2 separate regions of the Homo sapiens genome follow, and region 1 is linked to region 2. The links are chromatin contacts, found by Hi-C or POLR2A ChIA-PET in ENCODE. All regions are on one chromosome and are shown on one strand. The core of a region is the stretch at or near the end of the contact, and the rest is flanking DNA. Distances in the headings are between cores, read along the strand shown.

Evidence for each region. Hi-C counts contacts between places; a loop is a spot of excess contacts on that map. ChIA-PET counts read pairs that join two places held with the same protein, here RNA polymerase II (POLR2A). Pooled maps may share reads with other maps.
Region 1: a loop to region 2 is called in a pooled map, with 14 times the contacts of the local background. The contact joins the promoter of RNFT1 here to the promoter of DHX40 in region 2. A Hi-C loop is called at or near these places in 2 of 37 single-sample maps with no recorded cell type and 10 of 50 pooled maps. POLR2A ChIA-PET finds 5 or more read pairs at or near these places in 6 of 52 experiments (CD4-positive, alpha-beta T cell, CD4-positive, alpha-beta memory T cell, T-cell and 3 more).

The regions. Positions count from the first base shown.
Region 1 is chr17:59,961,219-59,966,447 of GRCh38, forward strand. RNFT1 (ring finger protein, transmembrane 1) reads right to left here and starts at 3,522. Exons shown (of 9, transcript NM_016125.4): 1 at 3,390-3,522; 2 at 1,609-2,066; 3 at 1,322-1,398. The coding sequence starts at 3,445. It overlaps RNFT1-DT (RNFT1 divergent transcript), which reads left to right and starts at 3,878. Exons shown (of 4, transcript NR_110815.1): 1 at 3,878-3,970; 2 at 5,185-5,229. It also overlaps the pseudogene TBC1D3P1-DHX40P1. RefSeq lists a silencer at 3,463-3,592 and an enhancer at 3,623-3,892.
Region 2 is chr17:59,563,530-59,568,440 of GRCh38, forward strand. DHX40 (DEAH-box helicase 40) reads left to right here and starts at 2,081. Exons shown (of 18, transcript NM_024612.5): 1 at 2,081-2,254; 2 at 3,098-3,265. The coding sequence starts at 2,143. RefSeq lists enhancers at 1,762-2,304, 1,920-2,179 and a silencer at 2,590-2,719.

The DNA.
Region 1 (5,229 bases), core at 2,272-4,771, 400 kb after region 2:
GTAGAGATGGGGTTTTGCCATGTTGCCCAGGCTCGTCTTCAATTCCTGGGCTCAAGCAATCTGCCCATCTCAGCCTCCCAAAGTGCTGAGATTACAGGCATGAGCCACTGTGCCTTGCCTGTAATCTCACTTTTAAAGTCAAGTTTAATGAAGTTTTACTAATTTTAAATCATTAAGATTTTTCTAGTTTGATAGGTTTAACTATAAATTTCCAGGTCAGAATGCATGATACTTTACACAGACATAGCCATTTAAAGTTGCCTTAAGGTGAAATTTTAGAAACTCATCCTCTTTTTCCCAATGATTTATATGACGGGCTCGTGTAACTTATGTTATGGAAAAATTCCTTGGGTTTCATTTTCTCTCTTTTTTTTTTTGAGATGGAGTCTCACTCTGTCGCCAGGCTGGAGTGCAGTGGCACAATCTTGGCTCACTGCAACCTCTGCCTCCCGGGTTCAAGCAATTCTCCTGCCTCAGCCTCCCAAGTAGCTGGGACTACAGGCAAGCGCCACCACGCCCAGCTAATTTTTGTGTTTTTAGTAGACATGGGGTTTCACCACATTGGCCAGGCTGGTCTCAAACTTCTGACCTCAGGTGATCTGCCTGCCTGGGCCTCCCAGAGTGTTGGGATGACAGGCGTGAGCCCCTGTGCCTGGCCCAGGTCTTTTTTTTTTTTTTTTTTTTTGAGATGGAGTCTCGTTCTGTAGCCCACGCTGGAGTGCAGTGGTGCGATCTCAGCTCACTGCAACCTCCACCTCCCAGGTTCAAGTGATTCTCCTGCCTCAGCCTCCCGAGTAGCTGGGAATACAGGCACATGCCACCACACCTAGCTAATTTTTTGTATTTTTAGTAGAGACAGGGTTTCACCGTGTTAGCCAGGATGGTCTCAATCTCCTGACCTCATGATCTGCCCGCCTCGGCCTCCCAAAGTGCTGGGATTACAGGTGTGAGCCACCATGCCCAGCCACTAAAAGTTTTTCATGATGATGGTCTTACTTACTATGGTCAAAGTAACTGATACAACATGAAGGGACTTGCCAAATCAGATCAGATACCGTGTTCTAACTCTTTTAATCCTTTTTACTACTTTAACAGTAACCAATTTTTTTTTCTTACAAAGAAGGTAAGGTGAAGGAATTCAGCATTAGGAGAGATAATTTATTCCAGGATTTAGATAACAAATTTAACATAACGTGGATGTTACAATATATCCTATTACTTCCTATTTCTTTCAAGTTATTTCCTATTTCTCTCAAAATTATTTCTCTAAAATCTATGGAGAGAAACAGTTAATAATTTTTTAGTTGCTTGTTATACTTACTCTTAGAAAAACCTGATTTACAATGCTTTTGTTTGCATACATAAAAGTTGTTAGCAGCCCAATTCCAAGAGAAATTCCTGTTAGAAAATAAGTTCCAGTTAATTGAAAGAAAAAAAAATCAAAGAGGATTATATAAGCTAACAATGACACAAATTAAAAATAAACATATACAATAATAAAAGCTCACAGAAAATAAGTAACTGGATGCATTAAGTAGATTACCAATAATGAAAGAAAATTAACTGAATTTAGGAATGAAAACAAGTCAATGTTTTATTATGTCCTACCTGTTATATGCTGCATAACAAGTTTGACGCTCAGAATCAAAATATATGGAAGACTTTTTTGCAGCCACTTGAAGAGATAGCGGAATTCTGAGAAGGAGCTACTACCATGATCTCCAGATTCTGCGGCAGTATCATCAGTCAGCCTTGCTTCACTGTGGGAGTGACCCCGTAAGCGACTGTGTACACATCCATGGGCACAGCTATGGACACCTGACCTTATATTTCTGGAGCTTGCATTTTCTGCACATTCTTTAGGTATGGAGTTTATCTGGATATGAACATCTCCAGAATGAGGGCAAGAACCCTCTCCTGTCAATCTTGTGTGGACACACTGAGGGGTTGAGGCATCCTCACTGCTTCCAGTTCCTGGAGGACTGTGCAGTTGGCTACGATTGGCTTGCATGGCCCTTAAATACTTTTTCTCTGACCCAGATGTCTTTGCTTCAGGCCTCTGTCTCCTAAAAAATCAAATAAAAGATATTCTAAGTAAACAGGCAGTTAAATACCAGCAGTATATTCCTCACTGGGTATCCTTTATTCACTAAAGGAGTAGCAAATAATCACAACAGATGAATTTTCAGGTTATTTATCACTGGACTCCTCCCTTCTCCCTTAATGCCAAGGCTCTGCTGCCCTACACAAATGATCTTTTAGGGAACATTTGCACCAAAAAAAAAAAAGTTGAGCTGCAAATGCTTCCAGTTCTCTAATGGCAGAAGGCATCCGCAAAACAGTCATGAAGTATGGGTACCCAGCAGATGTTAATGAGCACCAGTCCTCACTGGGTACTCTGGTACATTTACTTTTCCCAAATGGTGCAGTTTCATCTCTGATGTAGATTCTACATCAAAGAAGTTTCATAAGGAAGAGTGAGCCAGTATTTTTTAATGGTTGGAAATGTTAGGAAAAAAAACAACATTAAATCTTAATGCCTTATTATCATCATAGGTAACTAATAATAAACACTGCACTTAGGTGACCTACAAATTAGATTTTCTGCTCAAGCAGCTTTCCCAAAGCTCATAAAGTTTCCAATAATTAATGGTGCCACCAATAATATTACCTCCCCGCGCAAAAGAATGTTACCTAAATACATTTAAAGCATAGATACTTTGGAGAGTCACCACGTAATTGCTAGGTAACTCTTTAGTCTGAATAAGCAGTTACACAGTCCGCCCAATAAAATGCCACCGTCGGTGGTGTGTGTATTACGGAGGGAGGGGTGTGAGGAAAGAGGACTCTAGCAGAGAAAGATCTCTCTAATAAATGATCCAGTGTGGACCTCCTAGAAACAGAAGAACAGAGTCGGAATCCCAGCTGACAAAACGCAGAGGCTATCCCACACTGCCGTGCTTTTCCCGTTTGTCTAGGAGGAGGCTAGAGTTAACGTCAGGGAATGTTCTGTGTCATTCTATTTCACTCCCAGGACTGAACAGTGGTGCAGTCACCGTGTCTGGCGGTTTGGGTTTCAGTGCTTTTCACTAAAGGCTTTCACCGAGGCCCCGACGCCACGGGTGTTATTTCGTCAAAACTGAAGAGCGACGTTGGACAGCAGGCTTTCAGTGTCTTTTCTATAAATAACATAGAACCCTCCCACTTTCCTTCATGCACAGACAAGAAAGAGGAGAAAAAAGGGAAGAAAATTCAACACAACTCTTCCGGAATCTCCGAGGGCAGAGTTCTCCACCCACGTCCGAGCCTCGAGTGCCTATTCTCCCCAGAGCCCCCTGCGCCGCGGCCCCTCGCCGCCTCCTCCTCTGCCCGCTTCCCCCAGGCCTAACCTCTCATGACCAGAAGCGGACGGAGGTGTCGGGAGCGACAGCAAGAACAGCGGCATACACCGCCTCCAGCCCTTCAGTCGGGGCCATCAACCGCAAACCCCGCAAGCTCTTCTCTCAGCCCGGCGGCAACGGCGGCGGCGCGCGCGCTCCCCGGACGTTCTCACGCGCGCGCGCGCGCCCTGCCCCGGCTCCACCTCCTAGCCCCGCCCCCGCACCGCGCCGAGTGGAGAGCTCACGGCTGCCGGGGTGTTTTGGCAGCGAGAACAAGCGAGCTGCGCCTGAGAACGGCCTTCAGGCCTGGCGCTAAATAATAAGTCGTTGTTATGTGTTATGTATTTATGTGGCATCCACCACACGCCTCCGAGATCCTGGGCGTTTTGAGGTTAAAAATGTTCAGGCTTGGAGAACCTACCCCTGGAGGAGTGTTAGGGTTTCCGGGCTCGGATGTCCGCGAGCTTGACGCCTGACCTAGTTGTGTCTGTCTGGGCGGTGACGTTTGGTCTGAGCTGACCTTTCCTCACAATCGTGAATTTGGGCTGTGAGGATCAGGCCTTGTCAGAACCCGAGATGAGAGGAGAGAGGTGCGGAGAGTCTGCGTGGGGTGGAAGTAGAAGTTAGAGTTGAAAAACCTGTCTTGCGTGGGGTATAGAGGACCCTACTGCCCTCAAAATAATTATGTTAATCTAAAACTGTTCTAAAATTAAAAGGTTATTAAGAAAACGAAGTTTAGGTCGGGCGCAGTGGCTCACACCTGTAATCCCAGTATTTTGGGAGGCCGAGGCGGGCGGGTCACTTGAGCTCAGGAGGTAGAGACCAGCCTGGCCAACATGGTGAAACCCGTCTCTATTAAAACTACAAAAATTAGCCGGGGGCGTTGGCTCACACTTGTAATCCCCGCTACAGATACTCGGGAAGCTGAGGCATACGAGAATCACTTGAACCCGGGAGGTGGAGTTTGTAGTGAGCCAAGATCGTGCCACTGCACTCCAGCCTGGGCAACAGAGTGAGTGAGACTCGGTCTCAAAAAATAAATAAATAAAATAAATTCTGTTAATCTAAAACTGTTCTAAAATTAAAAGGTCATTAAGAAAACGAAGCTGAGGAGGGGAGTGGTAGCTCACACCTGTAATCCCAGCACTTTGGGAGGCCAAGGCGGGTGGATCACAAGGTCAAGAGATCGTGGCCACATCCTGGCCAATATGGTGAAACCCCGTCTCTACTAAAAATACAAAAATTAGCCGGGTGTGGTGGTGCGTGCCTGTAATCTCAGCTACTCGGGAAGCTGAGGCAGGAGAATCGCTTGAACCCGGGAGGCGGAGGTTGCAGTGAGCCGGGATTAGCCACTGCACTCCAGCCTGGCAACAGAGCGACACTCCGTCTAAAAAAAAAAAGGTTTAGGCCTGGCGTGGTGGCTCACCCCTGTAATCCCAGCGCTTTGGAAGGCCGAGGCGGGAGGATCACTTGAGGTCAGGAGTTTGAGACCAGCCTGGCCAACATGGCGAAACCCTGTCTCTACTAAAAATACAAAAATCACCCGGGCTTGGTGGCGGGCGCCTGTAATCCCAGCTACTCGGGAGGCTGAGGCAGGAGAATCCCTTGAACCCAGGTGGCGGAGGTTGCAGTGAGCTGAAATCGTGCCACTGCACTCCAGCCTGGGCGGCAGAAGGAGACCCCCACCTCAAAAAAAAACACATTGGCTTTCTTTTTTTGTTGGGGGTGGGGGTAGGGGTGGTCGGCGGTGGTAGAAGGCATACTTAAGTCTCTCTGTGCTTACTAATTTAAATCTTTCTGACAGATTTCTGGTTCAGTAAGGGTGAGAGCCAGGCTCCAGACTATAGTG
Region 2 (4,911 bases), core at 831-3,330:
CTTAACTGTTAATACCAACTATTGCCTGGAAGCCTTACCAATAACATAAACAGTTAATTAATACGTATTTTGTATATGTATTATATACTGTATTCTTAAAGCAAGCTAGAGAAAATAAAACATTAAGAAAATCATAAGAGAAAATATATTTACTATTCATTAAGTTTAAGTGGATCATCATAAAGGTTTCCATCCTGTTCAGTAGGCTGAAGAGAAGGAGGAGGAAGACAAAGGGTTGATCTTGCTATCTCCAGCTTAGCAGGTGCAGAAGAAAAAATCTGCCTACAAGTGGACCTGCGAAGTTCAAACCAGTATTGTTCAAGGGTCAACTGTATCAGAAAGATTTGACTACTATGAGCTAAGTGGTAATCATCATTGGTCTGAAATGATGATTTTTAGAAAGTGACTTTATTATATCACTGATAGAGATGCCCTATACTGAAATACTGAGATTACCAATACCTTGCCTGTACCACAAATGTATTTTTGCCATTTTGCTTTCTGTTTCTATAATATTTTGAATTCCTAACATGATCCAGAAGGCTGGGAGATGCTCCTAATGAAAGAGAGAAACCTGGAATGTTCTCCTATTTACCAGATTGCTTCCTCTCATACCCAGGTTTTGAGATATAAAGTTGTTACAAAGTTCCAACTTATTTGGTATCATTCAAAATCTGATGAGCTTGCATTTTAAGAAGTGTTGATCAGTTCCATTTAAAAGCAGTTGGTATGAGTTCACTTTATTTTTTGAGGTGGAATCTCGCTCTGTTGCCCAGGCTGGAGTGCAGTGGCATGATCTTGGCTCACTGCAACCCCTGCCTCCTAGGTTCAAGCGATTCTCCTGCCTCAGCCTCCCGAGTAGCTGGGATTATAGGCGCGTGCTACCACACCCGGCTAATTTTTTTTATTTTTTTATTTTTAATAGAGACGGGGTTTCACCATATTGGCCAGGCCGGTCTCGAACTCCTGATCTCAAGTGATTCATCTGTCCTGGCCCCCCAAGGTGCTGGCATTACAGGCATGAGCCACCATGCATGGCCATGACTTCACTTCAAATGAGCACAGAAAAATCTGGGGGCCCAACAACCTTATGGTACATCTTTTGAAGCCTGGTCAGACAAGAGGGTCTTTAGGTGATGGTGAAGTGACAGTTTTGAGTTGTCTTCTTTGGTAGTAAGTGTTGGCTAATTCTAACAGCAGGAACAATTGAGGAGTCCAACAAACAATCTTGTTCACATTGCAATGATTTTGTTACAGTTGACACTAATTTAAAAATTGGCAGGCTCTAGACCAGAAAGACCTGCCCCCAAAGTACCTTTTCTGAAAAAGTTGCCCTGCCTCAGATGCTGTGTATCTGTTGAACTTTTCAGCTACTGTGGTTTCCAAGGAATGCACCTCTATCAAAAATGAGCTTAATTCCTAAGGAAGTCAATTATTATTCCTCCATTCCAGCAAAGTCAACAAATATTGACAGCCCACCTTGAATCACTGTGCTGGGCCCTGGATGTAGCAGTGTTTTAATATTTCGACTCTTGTGGGGGGGGGCTTTACAATCTAGCTGGGCAGAAGAGGAAACATGCAAATAAATTAAAATGCAGGGTCCTATGAGGGAAATGAACAGCCTTGGTGACCTAAGTTTTGATAATAACATAACTAAAAGTTCGGCTCCACAACTCAGTAGCTGTGTGCCTTGGACAGGTCATATCAGATTAGGAAAGGTGAGAATGAGTTGAGGAACGCAGCACTCTGGGATCATGGTTCCAGCTCCGGGCAGAGGGTTACATCGTGTCAAGTGTGTGAAGGCAGAATAGCCTGCAGAGACCACTGTGGCGTTGAAAAGAGGTGTCGTCGCGACCTTCGGCGCCGGAGAGGCGAAACAAGAGGGGGTCTTCGGGCCCTCAGGTATGGCTCAGCCGCCCAAGGCGAAGCGCACGTGGCAGTTGGCGGGAAATCCCTGGGGGGTGGAGCCTCGGCTCGAGGTCCGGCCGCCCCGTACCACGTCATCGAGCAGCTCCCCCTCCCCTTGCTACAAGTCGCACGCGCGGAAGTAAACACCTCTACGTCATCAGGGCGCGTCCTCGTCTTTCCCCTCCCATCTCCTCAGATCGGTGGACGTGCTCGCCTCCACTCGGGGCCAGGTCTATGTCCCGGTTTCCCGCAGTCGCGGGCAGGGCGCCAAGGCGGCAGGAGGAGGGTGAGCGGTCAAGAGACCTCCAGGAAGAGCGGCTCTCGGCTGTTTGCATCGCCGATAGAGGTGCGGTCCGCGGGACGGTACGGAAGCCAGCGGGAGTTACGGCGTGGGGGTTTTGGTGGGGGGATGAAAGTACGCCTTTGGCAGGCTGAGAAGAGTAGTGAGGAAGCCGTGGCGTTCTCCTGGCTTTCCAAGCCCGAGGCGAACTTTGCGTCCAATGAGCACTTTGCCTTAGAGGGGGGCGGTCCCAGATTCAAGTTAGGCGAAAACCTTACTGGGGGGCGAAAAAGTGAACCCCAACGCCCGAAATGCATTCTGTTCTTAAACAGGCTCATAGACCCTTTGTTCTCTACCCATTCATCCCCCCCACCCTTCGTCGGGCCGCCAGCCTGCCTTTGGGTACAGTATGAAGGGAGCCAGTTTCCAGGAGCCAGTTTCCATGGTTACCCACCACTTGGCCTTCTGGGATATCAGTCGCTCTGAACAGGGACCTAACTTGAACCATGAATCAGAAGCAAACACAGGTGGCTTCTAATCCAGCTGAGAATTTTCTGCTGTGTTCCAGTTTTTGGTCTATTGTTAAATAAAATTGAGTTTTGTGCTTCTGTGTAAGTATGCATGTGTATACGTTGCCTTGAGCTATACTTGCTTTGAAAAGTACTTTGAGTTATGCGTGAACAAATGCTCAAGTTGCTGGATTTCACCAAAAAGTTGTTCTGGGCTCATTAACCCTCACTTACAAATTGCGCTCATTAACGCTCACTTACATGAGCGATTTAACTGAGAAGTCATGGATGATCCCGTCCAGCCCTAAAATTCTATTGCCTTTCTGGTTTTAGTCATGAGAAATTGAGTCAGAGATATCTTTACAAGTCTTTTAATTGACTTGTTTTTCTGTTATTACAGAAGAGAAAGGATGCACGTCCCAGGAGGGAGGAACTACTCCAACTTTTCCTATTCAGAAACAAAGAAAAAAGATTATTCAAGCTGTGAGGGACAATTCATTCCTTATTGTTACTGGAAATACAGGAAGTGGTAAAACAACTCAACTCCCAAAATATCTATATGAAGCAGGTGATTTTTTTCTGTTGTAATAATTGGAAATATTTTAAAAATATCCTCTTTTTAAAGGCCAGTAGGACTTCTGTACTCCATGATTGCCCAGTATTTGCTTTATAGTCCCGCTTCTCTTGGCACACCCCCTTCCCCTATGTCTCCTTTGCTTCTTTATGGTCTATTTCAGGTTCAAGAATTAGTTGGGATGGCAAATTTTCCCATTTTTAATTACCATAATAATCTCAAATAGAATTACATCTAGATATTCCATTTTATAGAATAAAGTTGTCTAGCAGTAGACTATTAACCATTGGATACTGAAATAATTTTGAGGGGTAAGAGATATGTGATATCTGTTGCTGCCATTAGTACTTCTTGGTTCTTTCTCTAGAGCATTATCAGGTAAATATTTATCCCCTGACTTTGCCAGCGCAAGCCAACTAACAAATTACCTTTAAAATACGTTAAGTAAAGTTAATAGGAGGCCTTTGGTTTGGACTGATCCCCCGCACTAGACCCAACAGACCAAACCAAAATGGAGTTACTCATACTGAAGTTCCACGCCACCAAGTCTAGAAACTAAATTTTTCATCTACTGAGAAATCAGGAGAAAGAGATAATAGCCAAATCCCCAAACAGACCAGTTTTAGGAGCATCAAGAAGTTTCCTCTGCTTTAACTTTGACAAGAAAAGTAACTTTGAAATGAGCAATCTGCTTTTTGTTTTCTGTTTCTGCTTTCCTCAGCCCTTTTCTGTCTATACAATCAGCCTCCTCTGCTCAGCTCATTGGAACACTGATTCTATTTTATGAGACGATGGGTTGATGTGATTCCAGAGTTAGAATCACAAAAGCCAATTAAAAAGTTTTGGCTGGGCACAGTGGCTCACGCCTGTAATCCCAGCACTTTGGGAGCCCGAGGTGGGCGGATCATGAGGTCAGGAGATCGGGACCATCATGGCTAACACAGTGAAACCCTGTCTCTACTAAAAATAGAAAAAAAAAAAATTCGCCGGGCGTGGTGGTGGGCGCTTGTAGTCCCAGCTACTCGGGAGGCTGAGGCAGGAGAATGGCATGAATCTGGGAGGCGGAGCTTGCAGTGAGCCGAGATCGTGCCACTGTACTCCAGCCTGGGAGACAGAGTGAGACTCCGTCTCCAAAAAAAAAAAAATTTTTTAGGCCGGGCGCAGTGGCTCAAGCCTGTAATCCCAGCACTTTGGGAGGCCAGGGCAGGTGGATCATGAGGTCAGCAGTTCGAGACCAGCCTGGCCAACATGGTGAAACCCGTCTATACTAAAAATACAAAAATTAGGCGTGGTGGCGGGCGCCTATAATCCCAGCTACTTGGGAGGCTGAGGCGGGAGAATCACTTGAACCCAGGAGGCAGAGGTTGCAGTGAGCTGAGACCGTGCTGTTGCACTCCAGTCTGGGCAACAGAGTGAGACTCTGTGTCAAAAAAAATAAATAAAAATAAAATAAATTTGTTGTAATTTTGTTTTTTGACAAGTGTCATTCAGTATGACAGAACTTTCTGTCATAAGGTTTGTAAAGAGCAGTATTATATTGGATATGATTTGCCTTAAAAAATAACAAATGTATTATTCTAATGCTTCAATCTAAGGTGCCATCTATTAAGATATATCACTATTTTATGTGCAGTAATCCC